2 separate regions of the Mus musculus genome follow, and region 1 is linked to region 2. Evidence: chromatin loops called from intact Hi-C (ENCODE). Cell type or tissue: heart. All regions are shown on one strand. Each heading gives the region's core, and the rest is flanking DNA. Links, peaks and the distances in the headings are about the cores only.

Region 1 (9,162 bases), core at 678-8,677, 420 kb after region 2:
AGAGCAGCCAAGTTGCTTTCTCAGAAAACAAAGGAAGCCAGAGTCAAGGGGATTGGGGTCTGTGCCACACTGAGCCGGGGCATCAGGCCATGGGCCACAGGCAACCTTGACCCAGAGATAACCAACCTGAGATGGAAGTCAATGTCCACAGATTCCTTTGTAATGAGCTCAGAGAAAATGAACGTGTTTACTCTGATCCTGCCAGCTCTGCAAGGGGCCTTGGTAAATTACTGCTATGAGTCCACAATTCTAAACCAACTCCCAAATCTTCCAACCAACTCTTAAACAGTTTAAATACACATCACAGAGGTAACTGGTACTCTTGGAGTTTCTACTGAACATTTATACAGCCCAGTTTTTGTGTTCATGACATTCCTACTCTAGTGAACATATTAACTCTTTAAGAACAGCAAAACCAGCTGAGTAGTGATGGTGCACACCCTTCACCCCAGCATTTGGGAGGCAGAAGCAGGTGGATCTCTATGAGTCTGAGGCCAGCCTGGTCAGGACAGCCAAGGCTACACAGAGAAACCCTCTCGAAAAGCAACTACCCCCAAAAGAAAAAAAAAAAAAAAAGAACAACAAAACTAGTAAAATTAAATTCAGATCGCCCAAAATTAAATTCTTAAAATTTGATTACCTGAAAATGAAATCTTTGAACAGAATTAAAATTTATGAAATGGTTCATTTGTCTATGAGATACAGACAACTTTTTTTCAAGACATGGTTTCTCTGTGGTGTATCCCTGGCTGTCCTGGAACTTGCTCAGTAGACCAGGCTGGCCTCAAATTCACAGAAATCCACCTGCCCCTACCTCCTGAGTGCTGGGATTAAAGGAGTATACCACTACCTAGCTCAACCAATTCTTTCTATTTAAATTCTTAGCAAGATGGTCATACTCATATTCTGCCTAAACACCTGCCTCTGTGTTTTTGTACTTTTATAAATGGTGCAGTCCCAACATAAGTAAAAGTAAATTATTAATATAGGTACATAGTCAAAGTTCATAAATATGAAGAATTGTTGTAGTGGAAAACTATTTCAATAAGCAAGAGACATTAATATTTAAACAATGCATTTTTAGTTGCTGAAGCACACACCTCTGAGGTAGAAATCTAATACCATCCTCTCCAGATGTCATGGAATGCAAGTCTCTGGTTCCTATCCTTTGGGTCAACAAAAGTTCTTCCAACAAAAGAAACTCTGTGAAACCTAACATAAAGCTCCAGTTTTCCTAGACGACATCAGAATCCAGAGGACAGCAGAATGCAGCTATAGACAGACATGGGGGTGCACACCAGTAAGCCCAGCACTTGGGAAGTCAAGGCAGGAGGGTCAAAGTTCAAAGTCATCCTCAGCTACATATTGAGTTCAAGGCCAGGCTGAACTCTTTGAGATCTGGTCCTCAAAACCACTAGGGAGAGGGAGGGACAGCACTTATAAAATGTGGGTGGGCATACTGTATCACCAAATGCAAGATACAAAACACTACCCTAATCTGAGATATTTTAAGGAAGTGGTTTACTTATGTGCTTTCCAAAGATTACTGACAAAGCCACTGAAAAGCTCAGCGTGCTACAGTGTTTCCAATACTACCTATAAAGAGTGGATATAGTGAAAAATAGTTGATTGAGAAGCTGCAAGCTGGCTGCGGTGGCACGGTTGCGGTGGCACGGTTGTCATTTCCGGGCTTGGGAGGCTGAGGCAAGGGGGTCTCACAGAAAGAGGAAGCCTACCCTTCCAAACCAACCTGGGCTGCACATCAGGACCTTGTCAAAACCAAAACACTGGAGACATCCCTGGGAAATTTACAAGCTATTTAAGAGTAAGCCAAATAGGCAAGGATGGAGGGGTTGTTCTATGAGGCTTGATAATCACCATGTCTATCACCACACCAACATATGAAAATAAACTCCTCAGAGGAGTAAAGCTAATCCCACAAAAAAAAAAAAAAAATGCACTTTATTGCTGAAGAACCTAAATCCAAGGTCCCCTTGAGGTAATATGAGCAAACTATCTATTCATGTGCAAACCCAGAGAATGGCAACACTGTACACTGTATAAACTCAATAGCGTTACCAAATCATCTTAATCCCTCCACAGCCTCTTGGGAAGAGTCATGAAATCTTATCCAATGGTACTAAAGCAAGCAAGCTAGTTAACTGGTGAGAAAGGGAAGGAGGGAGGGAAGGAGGGAAGGAGGGAGGAAGGAAAGGAGGGAAGGAGGGAGGGAGGGGGGGAGGGAGGGAGGGAAGAAGGGGGAGAAGGAGAGAAGGAGGGAGGGAAGGGAGGGAAGGAAGGAAGAAGGGGGAAGGGGAGAGAGGGAGGAAGGGAGGGAGGGAGGGAGGGAGGGAGGGAGGGAGGGAGGGAGGGAGAGGAAGAGAGAGATCGAGTGTGTGAGTGTGTGTGTGTGTGTGTGTGTGTGTGTGTGTGTGTGTGTGTTTTCAGGCACACTGAGTAGGCTGAAACACTTATTTAAAAGATTGTCCAGACTCTGAACAGGTCAGTCACATTGGCAAGATTAAATTAGTTTCATTCAGGATGAAAGCTTTGTTGTTTTGTTTGTTGAGGCCGCCTGTTAAAGCCAAGGCCCTTGATGACCAAAGATGATCTTTCACTCCTGATCCTCCTGCCTCTACCTCCCAAGATGTGGGATTCCAGGTATAACCACTTTGCCTCAGGGCGGAATATTTTAGGTATGATAACTTCTTCACATGACCAGCTTTGAAAAATTACTACATACGCTGGGCGGTGGTGGTGAAGGCTTTTAGTTCTAGCCCTCAGCAGAGGCAGTCTGTGAGTTCGAGGCCAGCCAAGGCAACACAGAGGAACCCTAGCTTGGAAAACAAAACAAAACAAAACAAAAATCAACTTTTCTTTGCTACAGTCTTGAAAAATACTAAGAGATCTCCTAAAACAATGACAACAACAAAAACCTATTCGGAAGTCAACTTCTGAAAGAATCCCAAGGCAAATTCAATTCAGAACTCGTTTTGCCAGTTCATTACTTTGGAAACCCAGCTTTTTGGTTCACTGCCTTTAGCAGAAAAAGAGAAAGAAAAGGCACAGTCGGTTCCTGTTAAATAAGTTGCGCCTTGCGCTGGAAAAAGCTCCCCTGAAGCACCATGGAGATTGCCCACGCACACCCAGTATTCAAACACAGGAAACTGCGGGAAAAATAAAAAAATAGGGGAAGCCAAAGGGCGTTCTCCTCACATGACCAAGAGAACTGTTCCTGCTCCGGATCTAATTTTGGCAACTCTGGATTTGGGGCGGCCTGATTCACATGCACCGGGGAGAAACACCGGCTGGTTCCGGACACTCCGGGGCGAGGGAGAAAACAGGAGAGCGCACACGGAGGGGGACACCCAAGAGGTCACAGAGAGGACACAGAGCGGGACACAGATGGGAAAGGCGAAAACCAAGAGACTGCGAAGGCAGCTGCCTTCAGAGAGGGTCCCGATCGCCCTGGTCGCGGTCACACGGCTTACCATGATGCTGTCGGTCAGGAGTGGACTGGAGCTGCAGGGAGAGGGGAAAAGAGAGACAGGGTCACTGGAGCTCTGGTCCCCTGACCCCAAAAGGGCCCTGAGCCCTTGGTGGAGGAGTCGCTCCCGGGACTACGGCCACTTACCAGGCAGTAGAGCGCAGGCTGCGGGTGAGAGCAGGACCGATGCACACGCCAAAGGACAAGGCAGTACTCTTCACAACTCCGTGCAACGGAAACGCCCTGGGCAGCCCAGCCTAGCCCGACCTGGCCCCGCCACGCCACGCCCCTGCCAAGATCACACACCCACCAGGGTCCCGCCCCCAGAGACGCTGCACTATAAGCCCCGCCTTGTCCCAGGCAGCTGCCACATCCCTGGATACGGTACTTTCCTCAGACAAGGCCACCCCCCTACCATGGCCACCTCCCTAATTAGGTCCCAGCCCGGGCCGCGCCCCCATCAGGACACGCCCTGCCACGTCCTAGCCTCTATGCTCCTGCGCCTGCGTGGGGCTTTTCGCTCACTCTTCGCTACGCTGGAGGCGCTGCAGGCCCAGGGGTCTGGGTGTGTCTAGAGAGTTAGGGACTGTCACAGCGGCACCTCACAGCGTCTTGCACCGCACTCTAAGCATGGGACAGTGAGGACCTTTTCCAGACTGCTTTCCAAGTGTTTCGTGCTAGTGTTTGCCTCTGGATGTCCGTGTAGCTGATGGGCAGCTCTTTTAAGAGCTGTACCTGGCAGTGTCAAAGCCTCAGAGCGGAAATGGTTTCACTTCCAAACTCAGCCTGTAACTTCAAAGACCCCAGGTGCAAGGTGACTAAGATGGAGCTTCCCCGCCCCCCCCCCGCCCGCCCCCAGGCCTAAAGACGCTGCAAAAGGATCGCGGATGTTCTAGAAGGATCAAAATCAGGTTTTTGAGCAAGAAGAAGCTAACCGAGGGTGGGGGTTGGGGGAGCCTTGCCACATGCTGAGTCTGGCCCTGATAGGTAGACTGATGGTTTTCTGGAAAAGCAGACAAAACTGCCGCTGAGGAGGGGAAGCCTGCCATTTTCCCTTGTGTACCCTTGTCCTATTGCTTTTCCTGTTCATGCGCCCCCTTCTCTGGGGACCTAGCCGCTCCCACAGCCTTAGACATTCCAGCACCTCTCCCAGGGAATTGTAATTTCTAGACTACTTTGGTTTTTGTTTTGTTTTGTTTTGTTTGCCTACACTAAGGGATCCTCTCACTTGACCCTTCAAGTACGGTTATGACTTCGATGCAACCATTTCCCTGCCTCCTCGCCCCCGCATTCCTTTAAGGCCCACCTATCTCTCAGTCGCTCACACTTATCTACTTTCTTTCTACTAGCATCTCCTTCAGTCTTTGACCTAAGTATTTTTTTTTCTTACATCTACTCAACTCCGTGTCCTCCTTCTCTGGAGTTAAGACCGCAGAAGCCTGTTTAACAGTGCTGTGGAAAACTGCCTTACGGCTGGCAGTGACTAGTGATCCGCCCTGCAGCCAAGGAGTAACATAAATTATTAGACCCAGACCTTTGATCTTCCCCAGCAAATGTTGCCTTTACATCCTATTACAATTAGCTTATTCACCTGGACCCCAGTCTGGAGGAGCAAGCTGACTTTCCGTGTTGAAAGGCAGAGCTCATGCATGAGAGGGCAGAGGAACACTATTTCCCAAGAAGGCTTTTCAGAAGCCTTTCCTACTAGAGGGAAGGAAGCCTGACTGAATGCTATTGAGTGTTCTGAGCACCTAGGAGACATTCATAAAATGGCCTACCTTAATATTCTAAATATAGCGTAGCACTGAGGAGAGGGCACACTGTGAAAGAAAGCACGAGATGCTGTAACTTGGTTTCTTACAAGCAATAGAATTTTATTTCTCAGCTGTTTGGAAGCTGGAAAATTCAAGATCAAGGCTCTGCACATTCAGGGTCTGGTGAGGGTCGGCTTCCTCAGAGAACCTCATCTCACTGAAGCATCACATGGCACAAGATGCTCACTGGCCTCTGAAGCCTCCTTTATCAGGGCATTACTCCCAATCACAAAGTGGAATGTCCATAATTTAACGCTTCTTAAAAGCAATCCTATGATCTTGGAAGCTGGGTTTTCAGCATATCAGTCTGGGAGTGATTCACCAGATGACATCTTCAGAACGGTGTCTGGAGCCACTATGCTAACAGCCTGTGGATGTGTTGTCCAAGAACTTAAAAGCAGAGACTCTGGAGATTCATAACATTAGATGCCCTTCCATTATTTTTATTCAAAACATTTGTATTTAACAAAAAATAAAAAAGCTAATCAACTTCCCAACAGGAGACTAGACTGTGGATCTTGGATAAATAATTACAATATGTCATAGGACTCTTTCAGAAAGAATGCTTTGGTCTTTAAAGGGCTAGCCAGGCCTAAGGGTGTAGGCCTATTGATGTAGCTGCTTAGGAATCTAAGTCAGGGAAATGAAAAAGTCAAAGTCAGTCTGGTCTACAGAGGGAGTTCAAAGCCAGCCTGGGGAACTTAGTGGGATTCTGACTTAAAATCCAAAGTAAAGTTAGGAAGGGGATGTAGCTCTGGGGTCCAGTGCTTTCCTACTGTGCACACGACCCTGGATTTGGTCCACAGTGCTGCAATAAACAAACAAACAAATAAATAAGCAATGAGAGGATCTTCAAAATACACTTAGGAAAGGACAGATATCCTGTGTCTCATTTGCTGCTGGACCTTGAGCCCCTCCCACAGTACAGGCCTTTGAGGAGTTCACACTAGTGTGGCTGTGAACAAAATGACCTAATGGCTCACAGCTTTAGGGACTCTGCTCCATGGTTGCTTGGCCCACACTCCTGGACAGACTATCATGTCGGCAGGAGTATGTGGTGAAAGAACTTCTTCGCCTCATGATGGACAGGGCAGAATGGGGAAGGAGACCAGATGTAATCTTCAAATTTCTATAATCTCCCCAAAATGGCACCACCAGCTGAGAACTATTAAACATAGAAGCCTATGGGAGACATTTCATATTTAAAGCATATGAATACATCAGAGCATGAATGCAGTGTAAAATGGGTTTATTGCCTTTCAACAAAGGTTACAACTTACCACAAATTCCTAGTATTCAGAATTATTAAGTGATATCAAAATAAACTTTGAGAGAACTTTCCTAGACGAATGGATGTATTCTCAGACAGTGTCTGAATCTGTAGAAGGCCATTCGTGATTAAAACTGTGTCTTATGATCATATTAGTATGCAACCTTGGATGGTGATTTGATTTTTCCCTTGTTTGGGGTATTGGCTGGAATTACAGGAGCTGCCTTCTTCAATTCTTGAAATAACAGAATGATTGACTTCAATTCCTCGTGCCTCTTTCTCCTTCCAAAAACTGTGGCCACCGAACCCAGCCCTCATTTCTCATGCTGATGATTCAATCCCTACCCATCCCACTCAAAAATGAAAATACATCTCTCTAAATCCATTCACAGCTCCGGAGCTGTGAGCCTAGCTACCGGCTACCAACACACCATCGCCCCACACACTCCACCTCATTCCAGCCTCCAGTCCTGCTAACATTTGCATCTTTCACTCTGTTCATTCATCCATGAATGTATTTTATGCCTTGCCTTTGACACTGAGAGCACAGGGGGTGGGAGGAAAGGTACACCGAATCTGTCTAGCTAGCACGCAGCCTGGCAGGTTAAGCAAGCTACTGGGTAGTGAGGGAATCAGTCAGGGAAAGCTCCGCATGGCAGTAGGAAGGTCTATGTGTCAGCTTAGCTGGGCTACAGGGTACCCAGATGTCTGGCTAGATGTCGCCTCTATGTTATGTCTATGAAGGCATTTCTGAAATAGCCTAGCATTGGATTGGTAAACTCTGTAAAACAGACACCTCCCTGGTAGGCCTAACCCCCTTTGCTAAGGGCTTAAATAGAACAAAAGGCCAGGAGGAACTGGTTCGTTTCTGCCATACTGCTGGATGGTAGTCTTCCTCCCATTGTGCTTCAGGTTCAGGCTTTCAGACTGGAATTAGGATTTACTCATGATTCTCCTCTGTGCTCTCCCACCAGCCTCCCGACCTCCTGCATACGCATGGCAGATGGTACAACCCTTTGCTTCTCCAGCCACATGAGCAATTTCTTATCAGTCTCTGTGTATGTATGTGACGTATGTATTTCATTGGTCTTGTTTTTCAAAGTTTTACAAAAGGGGGAACGATTTCATATACTAGTTAATTTGGGGTGGGGGGAAGGGTGTTCCATTCACAATAAGCAATTCTCCAACTCCTCAGATACTAATTGTATAAACTCCAATTGAATTTTGACTCTACCTGGGGAAAAGATCTACCTGATAGACTATGGGTTTAGTCCCATAAGACTATCTTCATTTCAGACACCCATTGTGAGTCCTGGGTTGAAAAAGAAAAAAATAGATTTAAAAGGAAAAAAAAAAGGAGATTTACTTTATGGACATAAGCATGTTGATTCCATGTATCATGTATATATACCATGTGCATGTCGGGTGCCAAAGGAGGTTAGAAGAGGATGTCAGATCCCCCAGGAACTAGAGTTACAGATGGTTGGGTCACCTTATGGGTGCTGGGAATCAAGCCAGATCCTCCGCAGAAGCAGCGAGTGCTGAGCCAATTTCCTAGCCCCCCTCATCCAACAATTTTGAACAATGGCTATATATCAGGTTTCCTACAGCCTCTTCCTCAGGTTTCATATAAAATTGAATGGTGAGTCACAAGACTCAGTAAGAGATTTACGTCTACTTATCAATTCATTATAAAAGCTATTATAAAACCTATTACAAAAGATACAGTGGAAAGGAGATATGGGGCAGGCACTGAGACCTCAGCCCCACCCTGCTTGTGTGCTGGCAGCCTATAACAAGGAGTGAGGCTGCAGGGGCAGCCATTCTGGTGTTTCCACTAGAGAGACATACCGTACATGTATGAGCAAGATGTGTGTGTTGCACCATCCACTGAAAGAGAAGCCTTTAGAGTCAGCATTTAGGGTGGGCAGTTAGAGGCTTAACCTTGCCCTGCTGCTCCTGGTGCCTCAAGGAGACACCATGAAGGACTCACCACCACCACCACCACCACCACCACCACCACCACCACCACCACCACCACCTCAAGGAGCCCCTCAGCTTATCTCAGCACTTTGATTGCACCACAGGGAAAGCCCTAAGTGTCATACAATCCAGCAAGCCTGTTCCGGATTCCTGACCTACAGTCATAGTAAGATCCTGTGGCCTTGAGGGTAAGCTATTACAAAGGCATAATTAATGTTCAAACAGTCTGTGTTGGAGGTCAACATGACTGAAATTCCAGGGCCACCTTCCAAGGTCATGATATTCATGGATTTTAAATAATGTCTGTGACCTATCTTTATTTTCCCCACTTCTTCACTTTCAGATACGGTTTAAAGTATTGTGATGAAGAACAGTTCCAATAGGTTACCTGGGGAACAGCTTGAATGGGTTATACAGGGAACAGAGGATTATCTGGGGGTAGTTTGAATGGGCTACATAGGAACAGCCTCAGTGAGCTATCTGGGGAACAGCTTGAGTGGGTTATCTGGGGATAGCTTGAGCCGGTTGTCTGATCAGTGTCTGATAGAATGACATGCAAAGAACAGTTCCAAATTTCTTTCACGGCTTACATGGCTTTAAAGACTCTG
Region 2 (9,162 bases), core at 814-8,813:
CTTCCATTATAAGTTAATTTTCTTTAAACTCCTTTTGTGTGTGTATGTATTTTAGACAGCTTCTCCAGGTTTCCATGTGAGTTTTCAAAAGGCTTTAGTGTTAGTTATTCCTCCCCACCATCCCTCCTCTACCCTGCCTCCCCCTTATACCAATGAACTTGCTAAGAAAGGTATCAGGAAAAGAACCAGTTCACAACAGGCACATACAGACAGATAGATACATGACTGAGAGAGACAGAGAGACAGAGACAGAGACAGAGAGAGACAGAGACAGACAGGCAGAGAAAGAGAGACAGAGAGAGAGAGACAGAGAGTGGGACAGAGAGAGAGTAATGAATAAAACAAAGGTTTAAGGTCTTGAAAGGAAAACTTAATAAAGCACAAGAAGAAAGACCTCCCATCCACGCTTATGAGTTGATAGAATGAATATTGTGAATGTGTCTTTGCTATGAAGAATAGATTATAGATTAAATGCAAAGCCTGTACAAATCCCATTAGCTACACCTATGACCTCCATGATTTTGTATTCATCAACTTCACTGAAAGTATTTGTCATATATAAGAGTTTTTCAGAGTCCATAGGGTCTTTTACAGACAGGATCACATTATAGGTAAATGATTTCTGGGCTGGTGAGATGGCTCAGTGGGTAAGAGCACCCGACTGCTCTTCCGAAGGTCCGAAGTTCAAATCCCAGCAACCACATGGTGGCTCACAACCATCCAAAATGAGATCTGACTCCCTCTTCTGGAGTGTCTGAAGACAGCTACAGTGTAGTTATATATAATAAAAATAAATAAATCTTAAAAAATGATTTCCACCTTTCTTATCTGTATCCCTTTTGTTTCTCCCATCTTAACTGTTTTAGGTAAGACTTCAAGTATGACATGGTGTATAAGAAGAAGAAGGGGGTGTCAGAGAGAATAGTGTTAGATTCCAGATTTTATAGAAAATTTTCTCAAATTTTGCCATTTGGTATAATATTAGCTATAGGGTTTTTTTGTAATAGACTTTATTATGTTTAATGTTCTTTATATTGCTGGCTGATTTGGGACTTCTGTCATGAAAATATGTTGGACTTAGTCAAATGCTTTTTCTGAGTCTGTTAAGATAATCATGTGATTTTTGTCCCTAAGTTTACCTGAATGTTACATTACATTTATTGTTTGCATATGTTCAACAAAACTCATGTCCCTTATATGGAAGCAATTTTATTGTGGTGTCTTTGCGTGTTCTTGAATTTGGTTTGCAAGTACTTTGTTGAAAACTTTGCCTCTATGACCATTAAGGAAGTTAGTCTATATTTTTCCCTCCTTTCCCTCTGCTCTTCTCTCCCCTCCTCATATCCCCCCCCCAAACTCACCTCTCGCTTTACTAAGTTTTGGAATGAGGGATCAGTGTAATACTAATTTTGTAGAATGAATCGGTAGTAATATTTGCCTTTATATTTTGTGGAACAGTTTGTAGAATATTGATAATGTTTTCCTTAAAAGTTCTTAAAAGCTGAACTCTGATGTGTAAATATAACACATTTTGGCTATCCTGGGTCTTCTGTCATATGAAATTTAATTTGTTTCTTTCTTTTATTTTTTTATTTTTTTCGTTTTTTGAGACAGGGTTTCTCTGTGTAGCCATGGTTGTCCTCAATTCACTCTGTAGATCAGGTTGGCCTTGAACTCAGAAATTCGCCTTCCTCTGCCTCTCAAGTACTGGAATTAAAGTGTGAGCCATCGTGTCTGGCTTAATTTGTTTCTTATTTTCTGTAAATGATTACATTAGAATTTTTATGGGAATTGTGTTTAACCTGAAGATTGATTTTTGGAAGGACAACTATTTTAACAATATCCTGCCAATTCATGAGTATTTTCATCTTCTGATATCTTCTTCAATGTCTTTTTCGGTGTCTTAGAATTTTCACTACACAAATGTTTCACTTATTTTCACACACACACACACACACACACACACACACAGAGAGAGAGAGAGAGAGAGAGAGAGAGAGAGAGAGAGAGAGAGAGAGAGAGAGGTTCATGTTTCTGGCAGGAACTCCAGAGTGATGGTACCTACCTAGGCTTTGATGTAATCTTCTGCAAACAATCAGAGCTTTATGGGGCTGCTCTTCCTATGGGAACTTCAGAGCCTTTACATGACCCCAGTCTTGCAGTGGCTGAGAAATGCTCAGGGAATGGCTCCTTCAGGCAACTCCTATACCAGACCATTTGTTGAACAAGGAATCTGTTTCTTTGTGGAAAGAGGTTTGGGGATGCAGAGATTGACTTGCTAAAAGGTCTTTTCTGGTTCAGTCTAATTAGTGTTCTGTAGGATTGTTGTGTGTTTATAGGCATCTCTTTCTTTATGTTGGAAAGTTTTCTTTTATTATTTTGTTGAAAATATTTTCTGATTCTTGGAGTTGGAACTCTTCACCTTCTATTCCTATTTTTCTTAAGTTAGACCTTTTCATGGTATCTCGGATTTCCTGGATGTTTTATGTCAGAAATTTTTTAGATTTAACATTTTCTTTGATTGATGTATCAATTTCTTCTATTGTCTCTCTCATACCTGAGATTCTTTCTTCTAGCTCCTGTATTCTGTTAGTAATGCTTGCATTTGTTGTTCTTGTTCTCTTCCCTAGCTTTTCCACCTCCAGGATTCCCTTACTTTGTATTTTCTTTATTACTTCGATGTCCATTTTCAGGTCTTGAACAGTTTTATTTATCTCCTTCAACTGTTTGATTGTATTTTCCTGTATTTCCTTAAGGGATTTGTCTGTTTCCTCTTTAAAGGCCTCTACCTGTTTGGTTGCATTTTCCCATATTTCTTTAAGGGATTTATTCATTTCCCCTTTGAAGGTCTCTATCATCTTTATAAGATTGGATTTAAGGTCATTTTCTTGTGCTTTGTTTATGTTAGGATATCCAGGGCTTGCTGTAGTAGAGTAGCTGAACTCTGAAGGTCTCATCTTGCCCTAGCTTTTCTTGATTGTGTTCTTTCTAGGGCCTTTAGCCATCTGGATGACTTTGGTCCTTGGATATTGGTGTTGGAGTAAGTATTGGGAAGGAGTTAACCTCAATTGTCCTGGTGTGGAGGGCCTCTGATGTGCATCCTTACCTTATATGGTTCCAGAGCGGCAGGTCTGTATGGTTGAGAATCCACAGCTCTGATGAAGGTGGCCAGATGGAGGATGACAATGGAGGTCCAGCAGGGATACCAGACTGCTCAGAGCCTCTTTCTGATATTTTAATTGAGGCACTTGGATCTGTATATTTTCCTCCTAGGATTGCTTTTAATATTTACCAGTGGTTATGTTGTGTTATATTTTCACTTTCATTTAGTTTTAGGAATTTTAAATTTCCTTTATTTATTTTTCTCTTGACTCAATAATGAACAGTTTAATCTTCATGAGTTTGTGCACTCCCTAGAGCTTTGTTTTCTGTTGGCTTTAAGTTTTATTGCATTATGCTGAGATAGGAAAGAAAATTATTTAAAATCTTCTGGATTTTTAAAAGATCGGCTTTGTGTCCCAGGATGTGGTTTGTTTCAGAGAAGCTCTTCATGGGCTCCTGTGGAGAATCTGAGTGAAATATTCTGTACACATCTGGCTCGAATTCTCCTGTGGGGTTTTATCAATGAGCCAGGTGGAGCTATCTGAGTCCCTTTAACTACAAAGATGGTGAAATGAATTTTGTCACTGGTATCATGAGAGAGATCCATGCTTCTCCCAAGAAGCACGACGAGTCCCATCTCTGCTCTGTGTAGCAGCGTATGCTCCTGCACGAAATTCCAGCTTGAACAGAATGGCAGAATTGGTTATTATCCTTAAGGTTGAGAATGAATGCTAGACTCAAACATTTGATTCCATGAATGTGTACTGGACTCAGTCAATGTCTGTTGATAAACTTTATATTACAGTTTTAAATAATTAGGTCCTCATGGAAGCCATTATTCGTACAGGAACTGATGTTTCCGTTAGTAGAAACCTTAAACAAGGTCCTAAACCCTAAGCCTATCCCTAAACACCTTATCCTAAGCCTAACTCTAAAACCCCCCTAACCCATGTCTAATCCAAACTGCAAACCAAGCCCTAATTTTAACCTAACTTTATCCCTCTAGCATTCTAACTGCAACCCTCTAGCCTTTAAAAGTAACCCAGACCTCACTTAGTCTACCTGAACCTAACCTCAACCCTCTAACTCCTATTCTGGGTAGGGGCCAAGGCAACTGGAAAGCCAAAGCCAGCGATTGACCTCAGGAGCCTGGTCACAAAAACTTACACCTGTCAACTGTAACTTTACAAAGTAAAAAGCTAACTGGCAGGTATACTTCTGCCCGGAAAAATCCCACTTCCTTTGCTTGCTGGCGCCACCGTGTGGTTTTAGAGTATCAAATGAAACTGCAAACTGGACTCAGGAATGGAGCCTGTCAGGAGCTAGCCTGGCTTCAGTCCACTAGTGACATTTCTCTTCCATTCTTGTCAGTATCTCAGTACTGATTATAGAAAGATTCCAGCAATAGAGGAAAGCAGATGGGTTGCTGTGTCAGACACCAACCTAGTCTACACAGTGAGCCACAAGCCAGCCAGGGCTACATTGCGAGACTGTCTAAAAACAAAACCAAAAACTCTGTTGAGGATTTCTGTAAAGGATCCGTCATTCTCTTCCCAGGCTGTTTTATGTGTTGCTCAATAAATGCAGAACAAAGCACTTTTTAGGGGCAGGTAGATTCACACACATACAGAAACACAAAACAGACACAGGAAATAGAGACAGATCTGATCAGGCACACACAACAGACAGACCGCAGACAATACAGTAACACAGACAGACCCAGGGAGAGAAGTGGAGAATTTAAATTTAGTCTCACTTTTTGTCAAACTAATCCAAACTAGAAAGTCACTTAATTTATATTCGTTAAATACATCTGACACATTTTGGTGCCTTCTCTGTGGTTATTGTTAGTAGGTTAACCGATGCATTGTAATATTAACATGAGATCTTGGAATTAAAAGAAGTTATACTTGATAATGATATGCTTGTATTAAGTTGAGAAGGAGTCAATTAATTCTTGCTAGTTTGCCAACTTGACACAACCCAGGATCACTTTGGAAGAGGTAACTCCAGTAGAGAAAAATCCCTCCATCAGACTGGCCTGTAGGCAAGTCTGTGGGGGAACCTTATTAATGATGGGTGCAGACCTTCCAGCCCACTGGGAAAGGTGGTACCATGGTCTGCTGAAGTTCCTGCCTTGGCTTCACTCGGTGATAGACAGTGATTAGGGCCATATAACAAATAAGTCCTTTGCCCTCATGTTACATTTCTATCAGTGTTTTGTCACAGCAACAGAAATCCACTAAGAAAGTGATGATCAATAATCTGTAATTGCTTCTGTACTGATTGTGGGTAGAGTCTCCGCTTAAGAAGGTCCACAGAATTTCCTATTTCATCTATTGAATGAAGATGAAGCTTCATATTTCCAGTCATGGGAGTTAGCTGGAATTCCTGTGTCACTGGGGAGTTTGAAACCGTTAGATCACCAAGAAGACATGAATCTTACAAGATTAAAATGCAAGGTTTAAGCAAGAGTAATATTTTTGTGTCATTCAGTGACCACAGAAAGGATGAGAGTGAGGAAAGCCATGGCCTTGCTTATTTTAGGAGAATCATCCCTCATGGGTACAATCACTTGGAAAGTGTTCTTTTTAGAATCATATTGAGTACGATATATTAAGAATGTGGCTTAAAGGTGCTGAAGGAAGCATTCAATAATTAGGAAGTCTGGCTGCTCTTGCAGAGGACTCAAGTTCAATTCCCAGCACCTACATGGTGTCTCTCAACTGTTTAAAACTCCAGTTCTTGGGGATTTGATGCTCTCTTCTGTCTTGAGTGGGCATCAGGTATGTACATGGTGCATAGACATACATTCAGGCAAAAACACTCATGCACAGAAAATAAAATAAAATAAAATAAAATAAAATAAAATAACTCGATAAAAAATAATTTAAAAAGGGAATTTGGTGAAGAAATATAATAAAAGAAAGACAATCTTATAAGAAAACCAGGGTTGAAGTGAGGCTATAGTTAATGATAGATTCAGATAAACTATCTAAATAGAGTGGGTTTTTTTAAAATTATAGCTGGAGTGGCTCTGATATTTTATCAAGTATGTCAGCAGCTCATACACAGGATTTAATGGGAAATCATGTTTAAGGCTGAATTTTTGTCTGTTTCCTTTAAATTCTACTTTAGTTTTGTGGTATGTCAATCATTTTAATTTAGGATTACTTATGACAATGCAGACTGCCAAAATGAACCCTACCCCAACCCTGACCCATTACGGTCGGTTAGCACTTGGATTTAGAAGGAGTCCCTGTATCTTTTATTCTTTTTCATTTTTATATCAGTAATTTCATATGTTGAGAATGAGTCAGAGGTCTAGCTTGACCATGACTTCATCTGTGTACTGACCCTTTTCTTTGCAAATACAGACTGGTTAGAAACCACAGAATGGGGTCTCCTTGGCTCTCTGAACAATAGGACAGGTGACTTACCAGACATATAAGACATTTTGATAAAACAAACAAACCAACCAACGCATAGTCCCATGGGAGCTGGATGATCACGGAAGTAAACATGTTTGACTGCCCTCTTTTTCTGTCCCTCTGACCACATTGATACAGGAGTCAAAGTATGGCTATTGAACACCCAGAAGTTCAGTTGCACAAGTACTAAAGAATAAATCATGCTTTAAAGTCACTGAAGGAACTGGAGAGGTGGCTCAGCTGTCACATGGACATTTGCTACTCTTGTGTTCAATCTGATTCAATTCCCAGCACCCATCTGGAGGCTCCTCAACCCCAGTTCCAGGAAGTCCAGCATCATTGTCTGGCCTCTCCAAGCCCAGGAAACACATGATGGACATACATACATGTAGGCAATATACTCACACAATAAAACAAAAAGATTTCCCTTTTATTGAAAATAAATTATTTTCTCATAAAATATCCTTTAATTAATCCCCCCTCCCTCCACCCCTCTCTCTCTCCTCCCATTTGAATCCACCCCATTTCTGTCTTTCATTAAAAAGAAGAGGCTTCTATACCCCATTTTTTGATTGGATTGTTTGGGTTTTTTTGTGATTAACTTCTTGAGTTATTTATATATTTTGGACATTAGCCCTTTATCAGATGTGGAGTTAGTGAAGATTTTTTTTCCCAATCTTTAGGTTCCTGATTTGTCTTATTGACCATAAGAAGCTTTCCTTATAGAAGCTTATAGAAGCTTTGACTTATAGAAACATTCCAGTTTCATGAGGTCCCATTTATCAATGACTTTACAGGGCATAGTTCTTTTTGTATCTTCTATCCTCTCTGGCTCTTACACGCTTTATGTTTCCTCTTCTGCAGATTCTCCTGAGCTCTGAAGGGGGGAGGGGCTAATAGAGAAATCACATTTAGAGCTGAGTGTTCCAAGGTCTTTCTCTGCATAATATCTGGCTGTGCATCCCTGTGTTTATTCCCATATACTGCAGGAGGAAGTTTTTCTGATGATGGCTGAATAAGGCACTGATCTATGAGCTTGGCAGAATATCAGTAGGAGTCATTTTATTAGTACTGTGTTTTAAGATCTGTGGTATTTGATTTTACCATAGGTCTCTAGGCTATCTAGTCTCTGATTCTTGGGCAACCAAGCAGTGTTGGGTATGGGTTCTACCTCATAGAGTGGGCCTTGTTCAAATCAGACATTGGTTTGCTACTCCTACTAGTTTGTGCGACCATTGGCTTAGCATATTTTGCAAGGAAGATAACACTGTAGATCAAAGGTTTTGTGGCTATGTTGTTGTATGTGTTTCTCTTTTGGTAGCCTGCAGAGTAACTTTCCATACTCAAGACTTTAGAACATAGGGGTGAAGGTTCTATATTGGCATCCACTAGACCTCCCCAAGTGTGGGTGTTGTCTTCAGCAATGGACTCTTTTTGTCAGTTTGCAGAGAGCAAACTATTGTATTGGCAACAGCCTGGGGTGTTTGGAGCATTTCCATGGAAGCTCTTTGGCCAACAACTCAATTGGGTATAACCCAGGCTTGCTACTGGAAGCTCTGTTTGGTAACGAGAGATGGAGAGTTACCTCCCCATTTTTGGAGACATCATTAAAATCACTTTCATGTATTTTAGTTAGTTCCCACTACATTAGGTGATTTATTCCATGTTCTATTGCTGTGAAGAGACATTGTGATCAAGGTGACTCTTAAGAAAGAAAGCAACACTGGCAGGACACATTCGTGTGAACGGGACTCCTGGGTCACCTGGAGATCTCAGATCGATGGAACAGAGGCTACAGTACTGACGCTAACCTTTCAAGAGGCAGTCTGTGGGCTAGCAAGACGGCTTAGTGAGTGAAGTCGCTTGCCACAAAGCCTGGAGATCCGGGTCCAATACTTGAGAAGCTATCTTCTGACCTCCACACATGTGCCTAGTATACTCTTTCTCTTACACAGATAGATAGATAGATAGATAGATAGATAGATAGATAGATAGATAGATATTTTTTAAGAGGCAGTCTACTAAGATTCAGACTAAGTTAGGGCAAGTAGTTCCTTGGCTCCCATGACTAAAAGGTGGCCTCAATAGCCTGTGAGACACTGACTCAACTGATGCCATCTTAGAGACACCATTTTGACCTTAGAACTCAGTACATAGGCAACAACAATCTGCCAAAACCCTAACCTGCCAAAATAGGAACAAAGACCTAATTCATCAAAGACCTAGTTTATAGTGCCAGGACCTGGGAAAGTCCCTAAACATATTAACCTTGCTTTTTGGCTTCTGTAGTTTCACTTCTCGCTAACTGTTCTTACTTGCTTTTTGTGCATAAAAGGAAAAGAATAGTGAGGCTCTGGGCTACATAGTTTGGGAAGTTCCTTATGCAGTCCCCAGTGGGGCATAAATGCTTTCTATTGGTGTTAAAACTGCATGTATTTTCTGAAGGAGTCATCTTGTAACAGTTGATGCCACACTGGTTCCCTCAGGACAACCTGCCTAGAAATAAAGACAACAGACATATGAATAAACCCTGATGTGAGAGCTGGACCAGTTGGACCAGGCCCTGCCTTGGCTTACTTCCTCAACATAAGATTCATTTTAAAAAAAACAAACAAGGGCTGGAAAGATG

Evidence for each region. Hi-C counts contacts between places; a loop is a spot of excess contacts. Peaks named below come from ENCODE experiments on the same cell type or tissue, not always from the same donor. Only the 100,000 strongest peaks of a DNase experiment are listed, where the experiment ranks them.
Region 1: it touches region 2 in a loop (2.2-fold over the local background); 3 of 42 quality-filtered maps call a loop at or near these places.

The regions. Positions count from the first base shown.
Region 1 is chr3:36,471,939-36,481,100 of GRCm38, forward strand. Anxa5 (annexin A5) reads right to left here and starts at 3,949. Exons shown (of 13, transcript NM_009673.2): 1 at 3,635-3,949; 2 at 3,492-3,522. The coding sequence starts at 3,494. 1810062G17Rik (RIKEN cDNA 1810062G17 gene) reads left to right here and starts at 3,999. Exons shown (of 3, transcript NM_028183.1): 1 at 3,999-4,301; 2 at 7,546-7,629. The coding sequence starts at 4,197. Mir7009 (microRNA 7009) reads right to left here and starts at 3,586; the gene lies at 3,523-3,586. In heart, for the core only: a CTCF peak has its summit at 4,014; DNase peaks (open chromatin) are centred at 3,273, 3,893 and 4,473; H3K4me3 peaks cover 2,528 bases; H3K27ac peaks cover 2,898 bases.
Region 2 is chr3:36,055,926-36,065,087 of GRCm38, forward strand. No RefSeq gene overlaps it. Among named protein-coding and RNA genes, the nearest start is that of Acad9, 5.5 kb to the right of the region's middle. In heart, for the core only: a CTCF peak has its summit at 4,367 (motif pointing left); no DNase peak of the experiment used is centred there; H3K27me3 peaks cover 1,944 bases.